Linked DNA regions of Homo sapiens: region 1 is linked to region 2. Evidence: read pairs that join two places in POLR2A ChIA-PET (ENCODE). Cell type or tissue: MCF 10A. All regions are shown on one strand. Links, peaks and the distances in the headings refer to the core of each region. The heading gives the core; the rest is flanking DNA. Region 1 overlaps LOC105374264 (a long non-coding RNA gene). Region 2 has its middle 66 kb from the start of BCL6.

Region 1 (10,325 bases), core at 1,039-9,038, 67 kb before region 2:
TTGAAGAGATAACTGCAAAAATATAAAACAGCATCACTCTTCTCACTGTATCTGTTTTGGTTTAGAAAAATTGTTATTTTTCAAAAAATATGTTATTTATTTAACATGTAATGTGTTTATTATTTTAAGTAAAATAATAAATACTTTTTAAAAAGAATTCTGATGTTTGTTACTTTGTGCAGGAGATAAGATAAAAACACAGCAGTGAAAAGGGTATGCATTGGGGCTGAACCTCTCTCAGCCAGCGTAAGTAGAGAAGACTTCTCATCAGGCAGAAAGTTGCATTTGGATTTGCCTTTAAAAATGGGTAGGATTTAGACACTGGAAGATTGCTGAGAAATGAGAAGAAGACATTAAGCAGAGTGGAAGCATGGTAGACAAGGCCAGTGCGCAACGAACATGGAGTCTAAAGCACAGCATAGAAAATGGAGGACAACATTGGGAAGTTGGATGGGTCAAAAGCAGGTGAACACGTGTGGAGAAAAGAAATATGGGAAACTTTATATCCTGAAGTCCTGGTAAAAGGGAGGAAGTGGTTTTTCCTTTGTTTTTATTGTTGTTGTTTTAAATCAAGTTTATTGAAGTGTAATTTACATACAATAAATTTCATCCTTTTTAGCATTGAATTCTCTGATTTTTGACAAATGTGTATAGTCAATGTAACCACCATAATCAAGATCTAGAACAGTTGCATTACCCCAAAATATTGCTTCTTACCCCTCTGTGATCAATGCTTCTCCTCGCCCCCAGTTCCTGGCAACCAATGGTCTATATTGAAGGCCAGTATTTTTTCCGTTCCTAAAACACCATAAAAATGGCATCATAGGATAGGTAACTTTTTGAGTGTAGTTTCCTGCACTTAACATAATGCATTGAAAATTTATCTGTTTTGTTATGTGTATCAGTAGATCATTGCCTTTTATTGTTGAGAAGAAACTGGTTGTATGCATTTTCCAGTTTGTTTAACCACTCACCAATTAACAGACATTTGGGTTATTTCTAGTTTGGGTCAATTATGAATAAAATTGTTGTATACATTCATTTATAGGAATTTATGTGAATGTGAATATAGGTTGAAAAGTGGTTTTATTTCAAGTAAAAATGGTGAACTTAGTTCAAAAAAACCAGATGAATAGAATCTCAGCTCCAACAGTGTGCTTGCCTTTTTTATATCCTGCATGTTGGTGGTTTAATGACTGTAGCGTCAGGATTCCTAGAATTAATTATTTTAAACCCAATTTTACTAATGAGAGACATGAAGCTAATATCTAAAATTAACTTGCCAGTTTAGGTGTCCAAGAGGTTCCTGCAGGAGGCAGGAAACCAGCTGGAGAAGTTCATAGGCAAATAAAACAAACAAATAAATGAAAATCTCCAATCTTCTTTACCCAACCTCTTAGTGTCAGCCAGGAAGATTATGGTTGATGTAAAAAAAAAATTAAAGGTAAAAACTGTTTGCATTTTCAAAGGGTTATGTGTTAATCATATACATGAGAGTCTGCTAAATGAGGCTCAAATAAATTGTAGTCCAGTAGTAAGCCCCATGTGGAGGACATTTACCTTCTCCGTGGCCAAAGCTCCGTCTATGGAATGGAGAGCAAGAGATATCACCATGAAATTTCAGAGGCTTGAATACCACAAATATTGAATGTATGATCATTTCAATAGGCTGAAATTTGCCATAGTACCATCCACCATGAATGGACTTGCTGGGCAAATGAAAAGTGTGGGGGAGTTGCTGAGGAACTACTTACCAGAACAAGTCATTCTGAGGACCCTCCCCACATTGAGAAAAAGCCATACTGCCAAACCTTATGCTGATTGACAAACACCATAATCCCATCATTATGTAGATTTCTCTAAGGGCACATACTAGGAAACATTCTACTTCTAATTGTTCCATGTTCCTGGGGAAGAGAGGATGGCATTTTTAAAATAGATGTTCTTCAACCTATAGACCGATAGAATCTTTGATATGAAAGAAAGGGGAAATTTAGTTAGTCCAATTCCTCAACAGAATCCCTTCCGAGTTTCTTCGTAACCCACTCCCTCAAAACTTGAGTACTTTCAATATTCTTCAAAACCTAATCACTTTTGAGATTGAGCTCAAATATCTCCTTCTCTCTGAAGCCTTTCTTGAGGCTTCAGTTAATTACTCCTTTCTCTGTGTTCCCATTGTATATTACCTCCACCTGTCCTGGAACATTTGTCACAATATATTGTTATCTGCTCATTTGTCTATCTTCCTCCATTGCTCTATGGGTCCCCTTAGGATCAATAATTCTGCTATACTCATTGCCTGCATCTCCAGTGCCGTAAACAGTGTCCAGCTTGAAGTAAGTACCCAATAAATATTTTTAATTTATTTTGATTGCATTGGTTACCTACTTGTCACTGACAGTGACTCACTAACTTCTGAGGCAGCCTATTCTGTTAATGAAATATTTTGTCTGATAGAAAGTTGGTCCCTATAATGAGTCAAACCATGTATTAATTTCTACTCACTGTCTTTTTTTTAAATTTTAGATCTTGGGACTCTCACATAAATGCTGGGGGATTCACCACCTTACTAGACCTTCTAGGTATTTAAAGATAGCAGTCATGACATCTTTGATTCTTCTCATTTCCTGGCTAAATTCTGTTTCTTTACTTTGTCTAAGTTAAGATTTACATTATCTGCAGAATTAAGGCGACATTATCCACTGCTAAAAATGGCAGCAGCTATATGGTGGGAGGAGTTTGAATTGGAAGAGATTGTTGTGAGTCATCTCAACTGATCTCATTGACTGATTTTTCCTGATGATTTCTTAACTTTCTTTTACCCCAAAGGCATGATATGTGCTTTTGAGAAGGCTGGTAGATTAGATATTTAGTTGCATGCAGTGTTTCTGTTAAAGATCATAAAAGCTTATAATAGGAATCTGTAGCTTATCTCCTAGTTTAAAGAATGGCCAATGAAAAGGAGGGCTTCTGAAATAAAGGTGAGGAGCAGGCAAATGTCCTTAATATCCAAATTAAAAAACTAACTTCATACTGACAACACGACCAAGCAATTTGGACAATTAGCAAATGGCCAGTCACTTCCACAACAACAAAATCAAATTACTATCTGATTTCAGGGATCCTCTTCTTTAGAAAAATCCCTTCATATACATTCTGAGATATTCTTAAACTATTATATTTTATTTCAAAACAATTCACATTCATTCAAAAAACCCTAGCATGGCTGGGTGTGGTGGTTCACACCTGTAATCCCAGCATTTTGGGAGGCCGAGGTGGGCAGATCACCTGAGATCAGGAGTTTGAGATTAGCCTGGCCAACATGGCAAAACTCTGTCTCTACCAAAAATACAAAAATTAGCTGGGTGCAGTGGTGCGCACCTGTAATCTCAGTTACTGGGGAGGCTGAGGCATGAGAATTGCATGAACCCAGGAGGTGGAGGTTGCCGTGAGTCAAGATCGTGCCACTGCACTCCAGCCAGGGTGACAGAACAAGACTCTGTCTCAAAACAAAACAAAACAGCCCTAGTATACCACTGCATGTTAAGTTCAATATTAGATACTGTGGATACAAAGTCGAATACGACAGTTTCCAAATTCAAAAAGATCCTGTTTCCTCCGTGGGCCAACATAGCTGTATCAACAAATAATTACAGGTACAATGACACAATGGAGAAAGAGAACTTTTAATGACATCTGGGGTGGTCATGAAAGACATTGCAAGAAATAACACTTAAGCCTACTATAGTATCATTGTGTAGATATAATATTCATAAAATTATGCAGTTAAGCAAAGTTTATGTAAATGAACCAACCATACCAAAAAAAAAAAAAAAAAGCTGACCAATTTCTTTTAATTTTACATGATGGGTATTTGTTTTCATATTTATTGAATATACCTTTACTGAAAATCTTCTAAAAGCCAGATATTCACCAGGTATTAGGAGAAAGACAATAATGAGTAAAACATGATTCCTTCTCCCAGAAGTTAGAGTAAAATAGAGGACACAGATGCATACACACTAATACAAGGCCAAAGAGAGTGCAGTCTCTTGGCAAGAGAGTAGGACCAAGGGTGAGGGGAAAAGAAACTTATTCTAGATCCAGCTCAGCCTCTATTTATTCATTCAATATTTATTGAGCAAAATAAACATAATCCTTCAGGAGCTTTTACAGACCAAACACTATTACCATGAGGCTTTGAGCAGTTGCTTTCCTTTTCCAAGAGGTGCTTCACCACCTACAAAATAATGTCTTTATTTGCCCTGGTGTCCAGAATGTACATCTCTTGACATGTTATTTCATTATGGATGAACCAAGAAGGAAATGAAAGGGAAACAGTTGAGGAGAACTGAGAACTAAATTTACCGGTCTCAAAATTCTGTATTGGGCAATTTGGATTATCTCGTAGAAAGAGCTGATTCTTTAAATTCCATTCCAATGATATTGTTGACCACAAGTAGGATTAGAGAAGGGTGGGGTGGCCTTGATGTTAATAAAATTTACCAGGCATGATGGTATGGAATGATGATTTCTACCCCTAAATATATCTATATTCCAATCAGACTGCTTACAATTCCATCAATCGCTCTTCATTCTTTGGAGTCTGTAAATTATCCACGAAAATGCAGAGAAATCCACAAACCATGGGTTTTTCAATATGAATCTAGTCTCTTTTGGGTTCTAATCTGTGTCCTACATATACTGCCCTGAAGATGAAAATTGGTAAGAATTTGCTATTTGGAAAAAAATAGCAAGAAGAGCATGCCAGGCACAGGACAGAGCACAAGCAATCTTCTGAGGTGAAACATGCATGCTCTGTCCAGGTATGCTAACATACCATGTTTGGAATGGAGCTTCAATCAGGGAATAGGAGGAGACAAATAATTCGGGAAAAGAAGTGGGTCCAGATTCTGCAAGACATTAGATGTTAGGCTTAGGAGTCTTTTTTTTAAAAAAAAGTTTTGTAAGTAAGGGCCAGAAAATGTTTTGGAGAGATTAATCTGGATATGCCCTACAGGATAGGAGAGGGCAAAGAGGTATTGTCGTAAGTAACTTCCAAGACCGCATGCCAGAAGTAAATACAATAGTGTTCCATTGTATGTGTGTGCTCTATTTCATGAGCTATCAAATAGCAGGTGGTCCCTGTCTGGGGTAAATTCCCGCTCTGTGTTGGGAGACGGGGATTTGGCCCTCTGCATGACTGGACTCTGAGCCGCAAGCCTCCTGCTACCGTGAGGCAGACAGCAGGCTTGCCATAGCCATCCCTACTCCAGGTTCTTGGGTGAAAAGGCAGAGCAGGCAGGGGTCTTCCTTGCTTCACTTTTAGTGCCAAGTATCTACATATCAAGTGATATAGTCTCACATGTTACTTCCATTTCTTTAACATATTTCTTTGGAATTGAGTTTGTGAATTTAAAAAAGAGCCAGAAGTAGTTGGATGTGGCACACGACATGGTGTTGCACAACAAATTCATACCAAGAAAAACGCCACCATTATAACATTCCACCACACTTATTAGTGTATTTTTCTGCATTTTAAATAAAAATTTAATATATACATTTTTAGCTTTGTATAATGAAATAATTTTAAACTTGCAGAAGAGTTGCAAAAATAGTACAATGAATTCCATATACTCTTCCCCCATATTCCCCTAATGTTAACATTTTTACCACACTTGCTTTATCGTTCTTTTTCTACAAATATATAGAAGGGTTTTTTTTTTTTCTCTGAACTGTCTGTGAGTATGCTGTAGACATGATATCCTTTTACTCCTAAATACTTCAGGGTGTATTTCCTAAAAACAAGGATATTCTTTTAACACGACCACAGTATAATTAGCAAAATTATGAAGTTAACATTGATACAATATTAATGTTAATCTATACACTCTATTCAGATTTTGCCATTTTTTGCATTAAGGACCCTCTTGCTCTACTCTCATATGTTGGCATGGTTTGCCAATGATCTTTTCTCTGGTGAGGCCTTTTATTGTGATGGGATTCCCTTTACTTTCGGTGTCAAAATATCCTTTATTTGATGGGACAATAGTATTTTTATTTACTAGTATTTTTAAATGTTTATTACACAAAATTAAAGATGTCAATCTTATGTCATTTCTTCTTATTTTATTGATTCATTAGTCAAGTTTAAAACCACTGGCATAATTTCGCTAGTCCTCTATTGTTGGACATTTAAATTGTTTCCAGACTTTTAAAGTTCAAACACTGTGGCAGTAAGCAAACTTATATATTTATCTTTTCATTAACATGTGGTTATTTTTGTAGGATAAATCCAAGAAAATAGAGAAGATCAAAAGAAGATACATAGCTGAAAACACTTGAAGGTATAGACTACCTTGAAAGTCACGCAAGAACTGTTCTTCCTGCTTTCCATATCCAAGGTAAATACATTATCCCAATCAATCAGTTACCAGGGTTAAAAAATTGTCTGCAGATGTGAAAATACATATATATATATATGTAACCCCTGCCTCCCGACTTTCTCCAGAGATGAGCTTTTAATTGCTGTGCATTGGAGAACAATCAACTTTCCCTCTTCAGTGTCAGGGTGACACAAATTTCTGCAGGCCCAGACTCTTACTACAAATCCACTTATATCTCTTCCATCTTGGCTGCCAAAAGGGTGTTTTCCTCTGCACCTAGCATTTTGAGCAGCCTAAACAGGTCAGGGAAGCAGAGAATAGCTTCCATGTGCTCTAAATCAACTCTGAAGGTTCAGTAGAGAGGTCATCATCTTCAGCAAGTAATGTTACCTTTTCCTTTTATTTGGTTTTGGTGATGCTGTTTTCAAGGTATTTGATGAAAATATTTTCAAACTTTCTGTGTTTCCTTAGTCAGAAAACCCTTTGAAGGAGCCAATGGGAAGAGGTAAATGGCTCCAAGTTCATTTTCCAGGAAAGCAGACTTTATATCAAACAGCTGAGCACATTTCCCTTCACCACCTAGAGCTGGCTCATAATCTGAGTGAGATTTACACCTCCCTACACCAAACTGTGCATATACAATCCTAGAATTTTAGAGCTGAGTGGAGCTTTGGGCCAAACTGTGCATTTTACAGATGAGGGAAATTAGCCTCAAGAGTGGAAATGCCTCCCTCCAGGTCTCACGGTGAACCAAGGCCATGGCTCCAACAGGGTGCAGTCTCCTGGAGGTGCAGCGAATCTACTGGGATGCCAGGATGTTAGAACTTCTATTTATGTAATTTTTGAAATGATTATAGACTTCACAAGAAGCTGCCGAAAGAAAATGGAGAGGTCTCACTGCACCCTTCACCTACTTTTCCTCTGTGGTAGCATCTTGCATAACTGCAGTCTTGTTAAAACAAGGAAATGGACATCAGTACAAGCCAGAGTCTGTTTGTATTTCCCGTATTTATATGCACTTATTTGTGTGTGTGTGCTTCTATGCAACTTTTTTGCATGTGTAGAATTACATAACCACCAAGAATTGTTTATATTTTAAATTTAGAAAAGAAAGACAACTGAATGAATGTTTAATAAGTGCACGGGCACTACTGCCTATATTGCTGTTTGTATGTGCATTTGACAATTGCATGCTTTATGACACCTGAGAAATACCTCTCACCTGAGAAGAGGAGTTGAACCATGTGGCAATCTACATTTATTTTTTCTTGAACTCTCAGTGTATCGTCACATTCATCAGTTTACAAGAGCCCCATCAAGCGGATCTATGGATGATGTTATCCAGTTTCCATTAACCTAATCTTTCAAAATGGACTTCAGTGAGTTAAAATGATTTCTGCCTTAAAAAACCTCTGCAAGCAGGCCCGGCGCGGTGGCTCACGCCTGTAATCCCAGCACTTTGGGAGGCCGAGGCAGGTGGATCACAAGGTCAGGAGATCGAGACCATCCTGGCTAACATGGTGAAACTCCGTCTCTACTAAAAATCCAAAAAAAAAAAAATTAGCCAGTCGTGGTGGCGAATACCTGTAGTCCTAGCTACTCGGGAGGCTGAGGCAGGAGAATGGTGTGAACCCGGGAGGCGGAGCTTGCAGTGAGCTGAGATCGCGCCACTGCACTCCAGCCTGGGAGACACAGGGACACTCTGTCTCAAAAAAAAGAAGAAAAAGAAAACCTCTGCAAACAGTAGATTGAAGATAATACTTACGTTGCAAACACAACCAGACAACAAGGAAATGGCAGAGTTAACCCTTTCTACTCCTGGTAAAAACTCTGCCAGCCATGTGACAAGATAAAAGCAATTATCATCTAACCTGAGCTGACAGGAAGTCAACAAAGGACAAAATAACCTGTCCAGAAGATATTTTGAAAACGGATTTGTATCCATCGTTGTTTACAATGTAAATGTATATTTTGTCATGAGAAACGGAATGATGAGAGGAGGCCGCGATGATGAGTAAGACATCCTAAACATGACGACAAGCCTTTATAAAATTTTCAGCAATATTTAAAGTCATGTGATTCTCAATAAGAGACAAAATACATACCATTAAGGAAGCACTATTCCTTTTACAATGTAGCAGCAAACTAAAGCACAATCCTTTGCCCATTTATTATCTGTGACACGTTGGGTATAACATGGTGCCTTGCCCATAGGGCTGTTGGAGAACCAAGGAAGGAAAAGATGTGGACATACTATGCTTTTAAAACACTGAAGTTCTGTGCAAATACAATATTATTATTAATTATTTTAACATGAAATTTCAGAAGAAAACTCACTGAACAGGAATGTTATTATCTAACAGGCAAATATTTGAACAGATTTTTTTTTTGGTAGTCTAGGTGGAGAAATAATTATTTTGGGCAGAAAAATATGTTCAGGGGTAGCAGGATGGTAGAGTATCTCCAGACCGGGATTTCAGTGCTAACGCTGCCGTAATACAATTTTTCCAACCATCTGTTTTATCATTTGCAAAGGCAGTTAACACATAAGCCATCTCACAATGTCATTGTGAGGACTGAAGGAGACAATTATATGTAAAGAGTTTGGCATGGTGCTTGGCACACTGAAGTTTTTCAAACCACATTAGTTATCTTTCTCCTCCCTTTCTCCTTTTAAGCAGCTCCTGAAACACACTCCTGCAGAAAGCCTCCGCCCTACTAGGATTACATCCATTTCGCGTCTTCTTAACTATAATGGGATATTTTTGGAGGACTGGGCTAAGTACCCTAATTTTTTTTTTTGTTTCAGAAAACACACAGCATTTAACAGTTTTCTGCTTGCAGTGAGTGCTTAATATAGGCTTATTTGATGAATGGTTGAAATTAATTATCTCTAAAAGAGAACAAATGTGGAGCCTCAGGTCAAAGTCCTTTGGTCTCAGGATTTCAGACACTAACTGCCACTAAAGGATTACTAGAGTGTTCTCCTATCTGAACCCATAGTGGATTGATATAATAGAAGTATAATAACCTCTTTGATATGTACAGAGCATTACGGTTTCCAAAGCACTTCCACATTTATCATCTTATTTGAGCCTCACAACAAACCTTTGAGTTACTCAGGCAGCTACTACTACAGAGAAACCTTAGGCCTGGAAAAATAAAGCAGCTGACCCAAGGCTGCCAGGCCAGGCATCGGACACAATACTGGTACCAGTCACCGTTTTTTGAGCACAAGCATTGTGCCAGGTACACAAAGTACATTATTTTCTTCAGTCCTCAGAAGACCCTTGATTCAGTTCCTACTGCCACTTTAAAAACTATGCTGAGGCCAGGCTTGGTGGCTCACATCTGTAATCCCAGCACTTTGAGAGGCCGAGGTGGGTGGATCACCTGAGGTCAGGAGTTCAAGACCAGCTGGGCCAACATGGCAAAACCCCGTCTCTACTAAAAATACAAAAAAATTAGTTGAGTGTGGTGGCAGGCACCTGTAATCCCAGCTACTTGGGAGGCTGAGGCAGGAGAATTGCTTGAACCCGGGAAGCGGAGTTTGCAGTGAGCTGAGATCACACTACTGCACTTCAGCCTGGGTGACAGAGTGAGACTCTGTCTCAATAAATGAATAAATAAATAAAACAAACAAATAAATAAATAAAAACTATACTGAGACTTTGTGGCATAAAACAACAATTTCATTATGAGCATGGATTCTGTGGGTCAGATATTCAAAAAGATCACAAAAAGGACACCTTCATGATGTCTAGGGCCTTAGCTGGAAGATGCAAATGTTGGGGGCTCAACAGCTAGGGACTGGAATTGTCTGGAAGCATCTTTAGTCATGTCTGGCAGTTTGTGCTGTCTGTCTGCTTGGACTGAAGCACCTACATGTGGTCTCTCTCTGTTGCCTGGGCTTCTTAATAGCGTGGTGGCCTCAGGATG
Region 2 (10,325 bases), core at 1,117-9,116:
ATTGGAGGGTCTATCTTCACAGGCCCTCAGTTTCCTCATCTTGAAACGAAAGCTTGAACTTGATAAATTCAGAGGTCCAATCCAAGTCTGGTCATGAATAAAAGCCATGAATTCGATTTTTACAAGCTTTTCTCATCATTGGCTTATATGGAACATCTACATAATATTGATAGCAGATATTGATGATGCAGTGAATGTTTTATGGGTTTTCTCCTTTTTTTTTTTTTTTTTTTTTTTGAGACAGATTCTTGCCCGATCGCCCAGGCTGGAATGCAGTGGTGTGATCTCAGCTCACTGTAACCTCCACCTCTCCCAGGTTCAAGCAATTCTCCTGCCCCAGCCTCCTGAGTAGCGGGGATTACAGGTGCATGCCACCACACCCAGGTAATTTTTTGTATCTTTAGTAGAGACGAGGTTTCACCATGTTGACCAGGCTTGTCTTGAACTCCTGACCTCGCGATCCACCCACCTCGGCCTCCCAAAGTGCTGAGATTACAGGCGTGAGCCACCGCGCCTGGCTGGTTTTCTCCTCTTGTGTAGAACACTTCAAGTGGCACGAAGCCTCTCAACCTTCCAGACCAGCCTCCCTTCTGTGTCCTAGAAGAGCAAGACAGGCATTTGATGTTGCGTTGTAGCATTGATTTTTATTTCTAACCATTTTTTTCTATGTACTTTTTGTTGTATATTTTATCTTTTGTTTTTTATTTTATCTTTTGTTTTTTGCTTATTCTTTTTTATTTGTGTGTGTATGTGTGTTTATTTTTGATGTATTACACATAAGATGAAGGCTTTAAATTTTCCTGTATGTAGAGAGGAATAAGGAAAGCCCAATATCATGTTGAACAACATGATACTCTGATTTGAAATCCAAACTTGATTTTTTATTCTAGTCTGATATTTAGAAGTTGATAGCCACATTAAAAATTATGAGTCCCAGCCCACATTACGATACATGAACTGTTGTTTTGAAGTCATGTTTCATCATTCACATAAAAATGAGGTGTTAAACACTAATTGCATACCTGGCACCTGTGTGGGAACTCTTCCCTCCAGACAATCTCAGCCCTCCACTCAGGGAGACCCACAGGAGAGAGCTCCACCCAGGGTGGGGCATCAGCTTGGGCTAGGGAGAAAAGCAGGCTCATCCAGTGGTGTGAGGCAGTGTTAGTATCTACAGCTCCCAGAGAGCATACTGATGGCTTTCAGGTGATGTATAACTAAAATGTAAGCGGGTCTCTTGTCCACTAACAAGGCATCGACTACGGAGCATTTACAACCTCAACTTCCAGTCTGGAAAGCATGTCATTCAGGGTACGATAGGACCCTAGACCAAAGCTTCCATTTCCATCAACCCTCTTCAACTTTGTAGAAAAGTCATTTTCTCTTCAAGCTTAGTAGATAGATCTTTCCTTCACAGATGAGACATGCTCCTTCAAGAGCTCACCTAGGGAGGGTGAGGGCGTTAGCTCTGGGGCCAGGCTGTCTGTTTCTGAATCCTGGATTCTCTCCTTCCTAGTCGTGAAAGCATGGGCAAGTCTTTTAACTTGTCTGGTCCTCAGTTGAGTTGCCTTATCTATAAAATGGGAAGAAAAATAACAACTCTGACCTCATTAGGTTGTTGTGAGGATTAAATAGTGCTGAGAATAGTGCCTGACACAAAGTAAGCCTGCAATACATGTCAGCTATCCCCATCAGTGAGAGAAACACTTGTCAATCATGAAAGTACAGCATGGTGTGATATACGCTTTAATAGAGTTGTGTGGCTGGGAAATGATTAATTCTGAGGGATTCACAGAAGACTCCTGATCCAGTTAGTGTTCTATCAGACAAGCAGAACCACTTTGTATGATATAGGACCAGAAATTTATTGTCGGACCTTACTGAGTACAACTGTAGGAAATGGCTAATCAGTATATGTGAGGCTGTTGCTTCTGAGTTTGTGCTGGACTTTAAGGGTAGGCAGTGGAGAAAGAGAAATAGCAGTGGAGGAGGAGAGAGCAATGATGGTCTGGACCTTGCCAGGCACACTACAGCCTATTCCTGTCTCTCACAATATGTGGTGTCCTGCACCAACCTTCTAAATATTAAAACAGTAGCTTCACTTCTATATTTCAAATATCATGCAAAATCTCTTGTGGCCAAAGCTAATATGGAACTATGCAGGGAAGGGGGTCTGAGAAATGTAGCTCCATCTTATCTAAGTTGACCCAGCATAAATTAACCACATCTCCACAAAGGAAGCAATGGAATGGGTTCTAAAAGAGTAATTGTTTGCTATGAGGACAAATGAGAGGATATTCCGGATTCAGGGAAGGTAGTGTGCAGAGCTATGAAAAAGTCTGCTGCATTCAGGACATTCATAGTGGCTGCAGCATAGGCATTTTGCTACTAGGCGATGGAATTAGCCCAACATAACCATGAGCCATGGTAGCTAGAGGAAGCACAGATCCACCTATCCATTGAATCACATTTTTTCATTAACAAAGACTGGCTTCTTTTTCTTCTCGGCTAATGTCTTTCCCATTACCAAGGCAATTAAACAATAGCAGTGAAAGGAGCATTGAGCCTGGAGCCAGGAGACCTGGGTTTTAATTCCAGCCTTGCCCCATGCTCTGTTGGTGACTTTAGATGATTTTTTCACTCTCTGAACCTCAGTAACCTCATCTCTAAAGGAGAGATTGGAACAGAAGTGACAACTAAATCTCTAGTGTCACTTCCAACTTTAACATTATCTGGTTCTTGGCAATTATAGCATGACAAAAGGGGTACAGTAATTTTCATTCTGGTGAAAGCCCAAACAGAAAATGCAGGACTTTCTGTCATATCACTTCACTTTTATTTCTAGACCTTGGAAGCTGGTAAAATGGAGCTGCCCATGGTTGTTCCTGGAGTCTAGGCCTGGCCTAGATTAGGTGTCCAAGGTCAGCTCAAGGCTAAATCTTATTTGTCTTGGAAGCATTAGTCTTTCACTGTGCTGGAATCATCCAAGGCTGTCAAGAAATGTTGGATGAATGAACATACGGGATCTGGTCCTGGATTGGTCTATAGGCTTAGAAATTGTTTGTATGGATGACTTTGAGGGGACCTTATACACACTTCCCCTCTTAGGGGAGACTCTGAATCAGAAACAGTTTCTTCAAGTCTGCTCTAATATTGCCCTATATCTCTAGGAGGATTACAGGATTGAATAAATAGGGAGTGGGTCAAGACAAAGGTCTAGTGCATATGTGAAATTATGCAAATTCCAAACAAGAAATGGCCACCTGGCCCTAGATCTTATGGACATACTAATAAATATTTCTGAATGGAATAATTCTAGACATAGGTATCTATCCCTCCTAAATTACTGGGGGAAAGTCAGACTAATGCCTCAAACTTTTTGGTCTGTTTTCAAAGATGTTCAAATGTTGCATCCCAGGGAAGCCGTGGTGGTGTTCTTTGTCACGTCCAATAAAATGTTCTTATGGAACATTTAATTTTCTTTTCTTATGGAAAAACACTTTTGCTAACAAACAAGGCAGTATTATTTTATGTATGCAACCTGTAATTGTGGGAAACATCAGCTTTGGAGTCAAGAAAGCTGGTTTCAACTCTGGGCTTTATTGCTTAATAGTTGTGTACGTAGCGGATGAATTATTTCATCATTGAATCTCAGTTTCTTCATCTATACAAAGGGCGTGATAACACTGTTCATAGATCTTAAAACAGATGGTACATATAAACTGCATGGCATATGGTAAGTTTTCCATAAATACCATTTATTTTTCTTATTATTTTTCAAAAAGTAAAAATAATAAAGATATCATATTTCTGAGTTCTCTCATTGTCTGTTATTAGTTTGTTGTGTTATATGATTGTCCTTGCAAGCAGACAAGTACTGCAATCACCAAGAGCTTGAAAATAATTTAAGAAAAAAAAAAGTATTGTTACTACTATTATTATTTGCACACAAATTGCTAAGACACTTCCAATTTTGGAGGCAAAACCCAGAATTCTGAGGGTGTATCATTGTGGCAATCTCTGGCTTTGCACAATCATATTTTAGACATTAAATAGCTCTGAACCTTGTATTCTAGATCCATAGGCCACAGCAAGCTGAAAGGTTCTTAGAGGCCATCCTGAAAAGCCCTTCTATGGGTGAAGAAACTGAGACTCAGAGACAGAAGTGGCTTGCCCAAGATCTCCCACATGATTAGAGACAGTGTGAAGACTGGAATTTGTATCTTCCGATTCCTCATCCAGTAACAGCTTGTTGCCCCAGAGCCTTTGCTGACTCACCATGTAATCTTGGAAAATTCCCCTGACTTCTGTTTACTGGTCTTTCCATGAAACAAAAGATGGCGAGGATATCTCATGATCCATACCTCATGCAGATGTCAGTGGATTTGTTAGGACTAGGCTGCAATACACATTCGGCTCTGTAGAACTGGGCACAATCCATTAATAATTCATAAAAGACACCTAAGTATTACAAAGGGAAGTGGTTTGTCATTGTCAGATGGAAGGAACCTCCTTTCACGTGGTGGGGCAATTCAATGTTTTGCAGTCCATAGTGTACCCAGTGACCCTGCCTGAAGTCACTCAACCTCTCTCAGACCCACTGTACTCAACTGGAAACTGAAGATATGGCCAGAGTATCATTAAGTTTTCTTCTAGCCCTAATATTCTCATACTTTATCAGTTACTTCAATTTAGAACCCCATCATGGACTAACTGTACTTCCCAATAATAAGGATCCATAGCAGCTGAGAGTCACCAGCAAGAAAATCAAAGCAGCTAATGAGAATGAAATTGAAAGTAGGAAAGGAGTATAGATTTCTCTTTAAGCGTTGCCTATCTGGTCTAGAAATGTTACCATGTAAAGATACACTAAGATCTCTTAACATTGAGTAAGATTTCCAGTCAATGTTTCAGAAGCATTCCAGGTTTCCTGTCTCTCTTCTGTCGTGGGGTGAGCATCTTTCTATGGACTCAATCTATGGCCATGTATTGACAAGCTGTAATGAAAAGCCCGGATACGTGGATCCAGGCCAGGATTTAGGGCCAATTTTTTTTTGGCTTTATTTAATCTCACTTTCTCTGGGTATAAAAGACAGCATGGAAGAGAGCTATAATGCCTGGCCGGGGAGTTGCAGAGGCCTATTGTTGGCTGGCTATTTTAGCCTTGGCCTTGCTATTTCCACTGAACCTCCATTTCCTCCTCTGTAAGACAAAGGGGTTGGTTAGATGCTCTTTACAGTTCATTTAAATGCTAGCCTTCCACTTTTTGGCTCTCCTGGGTTTTCAGAGCAGAGTCTCTGAAGGAAGCATCCTTGACCAAGTTTCGTTTCACAGCCCAGAGATCTCCATTCCTGTTCCCTCAGGGGCTTGGGCACAGGAATTGGGTTGAATCCATTTGCAACTGAAATCTGTTCACTGTAATAAGTATTTGTGTTCCAATAATTTTCTAACAGCTTGTAATAAATAAAGCCAAAGGCATTCCTCAAGGAACTGCAATTAAAGATGCATCCATGGTAGGGGGTGGAGGTAGCAGGGGATCTGGAGGAGGGAGACGAGGCTTTCTCTTGAAATCCTGCTAAGGACAAGCAGCCACAGCTCTGGTACCATAAAACTGCTGAACTGACAACGCTTTAATGGCATCACCTCTCACTAGTCTCAGTTTAATATGTTCCCTGAAGGAATCCTTCGTCTGTGGAGACAGGCATAAGCTGACACATTCATAGAGAGTCTTCTTGAAAATGAGCCTAATGAGTTTACTGTCACTTCAGACGGGTTGGAAAGTAATCTGTGGATGAAAGAGTTAAATTTCACCAGCTTGAGCTGTGCAGTGGGCAAGCCCCAGCTGAACATTTGAGGAGTGAACACGCAGAGATAGGCAAAGTTCTTCAGGTTCAAAGGCTTGTTTGGGAAAAGAATCCAAAAAGTTCAGATGCTTTTGCTGAAGCTTATCTGATTTATTCAAGCTGGGGATGGGAGAATGCAGAGGCATTTGTGGAGCTAACCAAACATAAGATGTGTTCTTGCTTTGCACTTTCTGCCTTAGCTTTTCGGCTTATGTGTGTTTTGAGGGGAAATCTAATCCACATGTTTCAGATCCTTGGTATTGGAATGCATGAAGGTGCTGGCTGGTCGTAGGGCAGCTCAAATGACTAGGTGATAAGTAAGCAGTATGGAGATCATCTGGGCAGAAATACACCAAAGAACGGAGAAGATCAGTCATTTCCCCAAGTACTGCTATTCCCTGGGGCCTTGTCATCACCTGGTAGGAGGAGGGACCATGCTGGAGTGTGCATGGGAGGTTTTCACAGCCAGGCCTGGAAGTGGCACAATCACTATTCATTGAGGCAGAGAACAAGGCTGAAAAATGCGGGGGTTCAGGAAAAAGAAGCAAAGTGACAGGACACCATATAGTCTGTGATCCCGTGCACAGCTTAGGGGACATGCATAAAAACCTGAATTTAGAATTAGAACACACAAGCTTGAATACTTGAGCAACCATAGCCTCAGTTTCCTCACCTGTGAAATGGATATTTTGATCAAGAATCCCTGCTTCATGCGGTTGAGAAGACTAAATGAAATAATGGTGATGAAAGTTTTTGGTTCTGTGCTTGGTGCAAAAAAAAATGCACTGAATAAATATTTATTTTTTATTGTTTAATTTAAGTTAGATTTAATGCAAATCCTGGTTCCTTTGTGTGTTCCCCAAACTGGTTTACCCTGTCTCCAACCCAAAAATTCTCATTGTCACTCTGAGAGCAGCAAGAAGTACATTCTCTCTGGAAAACAATATAAATTGGCTCACATATTTTTTTCCACGCTAAACAGCATGATTTCAAAATGCTGGAAAAAGCCAGAGCCAAAGTAAATTCCCCCAACCTTTCTCTCTCTCTCTCTCTCTCTCTCTCACACACACACACACACACACGTGAACTTTTAAACCTTGCAAATCAGACAAGTGAAAAAAAAAAAGAAAGAAAGAAAGAAAGAAAGAAAAAGCCCAGCCTTCCATTGCTTCACATCGTATATATATCGAGTTCACTTCACAAACACAAGGTGCACTGTCAGAAGTGCCTTCGGCAAAGTTTGTACTTTGCTTGAATTCTAACTTTTGTTTACCAAGGTAATAAACCAGTCCTCTGCTGCACCAGGTGTAAAGCTATTATGAAAAGGCATATTTGTATTTCACCCCACCTCAGATGTACGGTATGTGGGACATCCTGCACTGTAAGAGCAGCCTGGATTTATTTACAGAGAGAGGCGCTCAAGCACAGAGAGGAGTGTCTCCAGGCTGGTAAAGGCTGAACCCCTGTGAAGAACTGGTCATCTAATCTTCCTCTTTTCTTTCGGCCACCTGCCCCTTCAGGCAACAGCGCCTTCCCTCTTTGCAGCGACAAATCATCCAGCCTGCCAGCAACCCTCCAGGGGCCTTTGCAGTCTCTGTGTAGGCAAGTTACGTCTTCCTGAGTTTTTTGTCCTACATTTTCAACCAATCTATTATTGACAAGCCTTGTACAGCCAGATTACAGTAGGCAAATGCAGCAGCTGAGGAAACGTCTCCTACCCTGTGCCTGAAAATCTCCACAAGCTTTTCTTCCCCTTCCTTCACAGGACCTGGTCATACCCTGATGGGCTATCTGAGGCCTGGGATGGGTGGGAGGAAACTTTCACCCAAATCTCTGAGCTAAATGGCCCGGAACTCACTCTAAATCATCTACTGAAATCCTGGCACAGAAAGGAGGAAAGAATGTATGGAAAAGGGCAGACTTAGAATGCCAGGGCCATTAGCCCGGGCAAGTAGAAGAGCTGCAAAGGGGGTCCCTGCGCTGTTGTTGATTCCAGGAGAGTCTGGCAGACCACCCAGAAACTTGCATAAGGCACACAGCAGCAGCAGTGGCATCCCAGCTCAACACGTCGGCTGCATGACACAGGCAATTTTCTCAGTCCTCGGCTGGAGCCTGGAGCCTCCCATTTGTCTTCTGGGAGGTAATTCCAATTTCTTCAGAACTTTGAGTTCTCATATTTCCTAAGCCCCTAGTAGGTGCAGAAGATTCAGCCAGGGCACTAGCCCATCTTAGGCACTCAATAAGTATTCTTAAACAATGAATTGGGCCGGGCGCAGTGGCTCACACCTGTAATCCCAGCACTTTGGGAGGCCGAGGTGGGTGGATCACTTGAAGTTAGGAGTTTGAGACCAGCCTGGACAACATGGTGAAATCCCATCTCTACTAAAAATACAAAAATTAGCTGGGCATGGTGGTGGGCACCTGTAATCCCAGCTACTCAGGAGGCTGAGGCAGGAGAATGGCTGGAACCCAGGAGGGGGAGGTTGACGTGAGCTGAGATCACACCACCACACTCCAGCCTGGGTGACAGAGTGATAATCCCTCTCAAAAAAAACAAAACAATGAATGAATTCTAGCTTTATCACTTTAAAAAGTAAAATCTTGAGCAAAGATCCCTTTGTGAACTCATATTTATTATGTCTAAAATGGGAATTATAAAAGTTATTACATTTCAGAATTGTTGTTACAAATAAGAAGCAGGTGAAGAGCCCTTGGTAAGCTTGCAAGAACTGCACCAACATTGGTGGTCACAGGCATGTCTAACACCTCCTCATGCTCGTGCATCTTGACCATGCTTTGCCAGTCATTGTCTCCCTTACATTGCCTGGAAACTCAATGCAACACACATCCATTGAATGACTACTGAGGTTTAGGTACAGTGGAAAGCACAGAGTGTATAGAGATTGATAAAACATCCTTGTCCTCAGGGAGCTTAGTAAATGAAGAACGAGTGTTGGGAAAAGACATTTCATCACTGAACACATCATTATTAAGTGTGTAATAGTCAGTCATTCAATCACTGTTCATTGAGGGCTAATTATGGACCAGGTACTGCTCTTGGCATTGGGCATTGTTTTAGTTAGGGTAGCCTCATGTAATGAGTCAACACAGAACTTATTTCTTGCTCACATAACAGTCTTGGAGGAGAATGTAGGTTGCTGGGGCAACTCTCCTTCACTTAGTCATTCAAGAGGCCAGGTTTCTTTCATCTCGTCCCTCTACTACTCCCTGAGGCCTTGTCATCATCTGGTAGGAGGGGGGACCATGCTGGAGTGTGCATGGGAGGTTTTCACAGCCAGGCCTGGAAGTGGCACATATATTTCTACACATGTTCCATTAGCTGGAACTCAGTCACACCTAACTACAAAGGAATCTGAAATGAGCCCTGCTCTATTTTCAAGAAAAAGAAAGATTTTGGTGAACATCTAACTGACTGATACAAGGATATAGCAAATATTAAGATCATGCTCCTATCCTCAAGGGGCTTACAGGTTTGGGAAGGTTATGCTACATAAATAAACACATAACCAAAATCATCTCAGGTATCATGAGGAAAATAAAATAAGGAAATGTGACTGTCATTTAAGCTGAAGGGGGCCTTTCTTAGATGGAGTAAGTGGTCGCCTAACTAAATAACAGTCGAGCTGACATCCAAATGGTGAACAGTTATCAGTTAAGAGAAAGACAAGAGGAGAGGAGTCCAGCAGAAGCTACAAGTGCAGGGCCCTGAGATGGGACGTGCCTGGGATATTGAGAGCAAAGCAAAGGCCAGTGTGGTGTGTGAATGAGGGCAGGACACACAGAATGAGAGTGGGAAGCTAGGGAAGGGCCACATGATGAAGGGCCTTAGAAATCATGGTAAAAACTTGGATTTTAAACAATAAGTTATATTTCAAGATTCATGGAGACCAACACAGAGAAGGAATAGATACCAGTCTGGCAGGAGGGGGAACCATGCTGGAGTGTGCATGGGAGGTTTTCACAGCCAGGCCTGGAAGTGGCACATATATTTCCACTCATGTTCCGTTAGCTGGAACTCAGTCACACCTAACTACAAAGGAATGAATGAATCTATCCTCGGATTCATTAGTCCATTCATTGCTCTTCCCTCAACCACAGAGGGATGACCCTTGTGTATCCCAAGTACCCACATCAGCTGGCTTCCCCTGGGCACAGCCAGTGGGAGACATTGTCAGGAGACAGAGGGGCAGGAGGCAGGAAGAAGCTGGGTTTATTTCTCTCCCTTTCTGCCTCTGCCAGCACCTCTGGCTCGTTCTATCCCCACCCATAGCTCCAGCTTCTACTGGACAGGCCCACCGTGGTCCAGTTTCTACCAGGTGACCCTGGCTTCTGGATTCCAGTAACATGACCTCCTTTCTTTATCTCTCTGGCCTAGTCTAGCAGCACCAGCGTAATAACTTCTGCTATTGCTAATGTCTGGGTTAGCTTCTTAACTTCTTCCACCACCTGTGTCGCCAGTGA

What was found. Peaks named below come from ENCODE experiments on the same cell type or tissue, not always from the same donor. Only the 100,000 strongest peaks of a DNase experiment are listed, where the experiment ranks them.
Region 1: POLR2A ChIA-PET joins it to region 2 with 10 read pairs; 2 of 35 experiments call an interaction of 5 or more read pairs at or near these places.

What each region holds. Positions count from the first base shown.
Region 1 is chr3:187,873,086-187,883,410 of GRCh38, reverse strand. LOC105374264 (a long non-coding RNA gene) reads left to right here. Exons shown (of 3, transcript XR_924813.3): 2 at 6,289-6,404. Among named protein-coding and RNA genes, the nearest start is that of LINC01991, 98 kb to the left of the region's middle. In MCF 10A, for the core only: no CTCF peak of the experiment used is centred there; no DNase peak of the experiment used is centred there.
Region 2 is chr3:187,805,990-187,816,314 of GRCh38, reverse strand. No RefSeq gene overlaps it. Among named protein-coding and RNA genes, the nearest start is that of BCL6, 66 kb to the right of the region's middle. In MCF 10A, for the core only: no CTCF peak of the experiment used is centred there; DNase peaks (open chromatin) are centred at 4,254 and 7,134.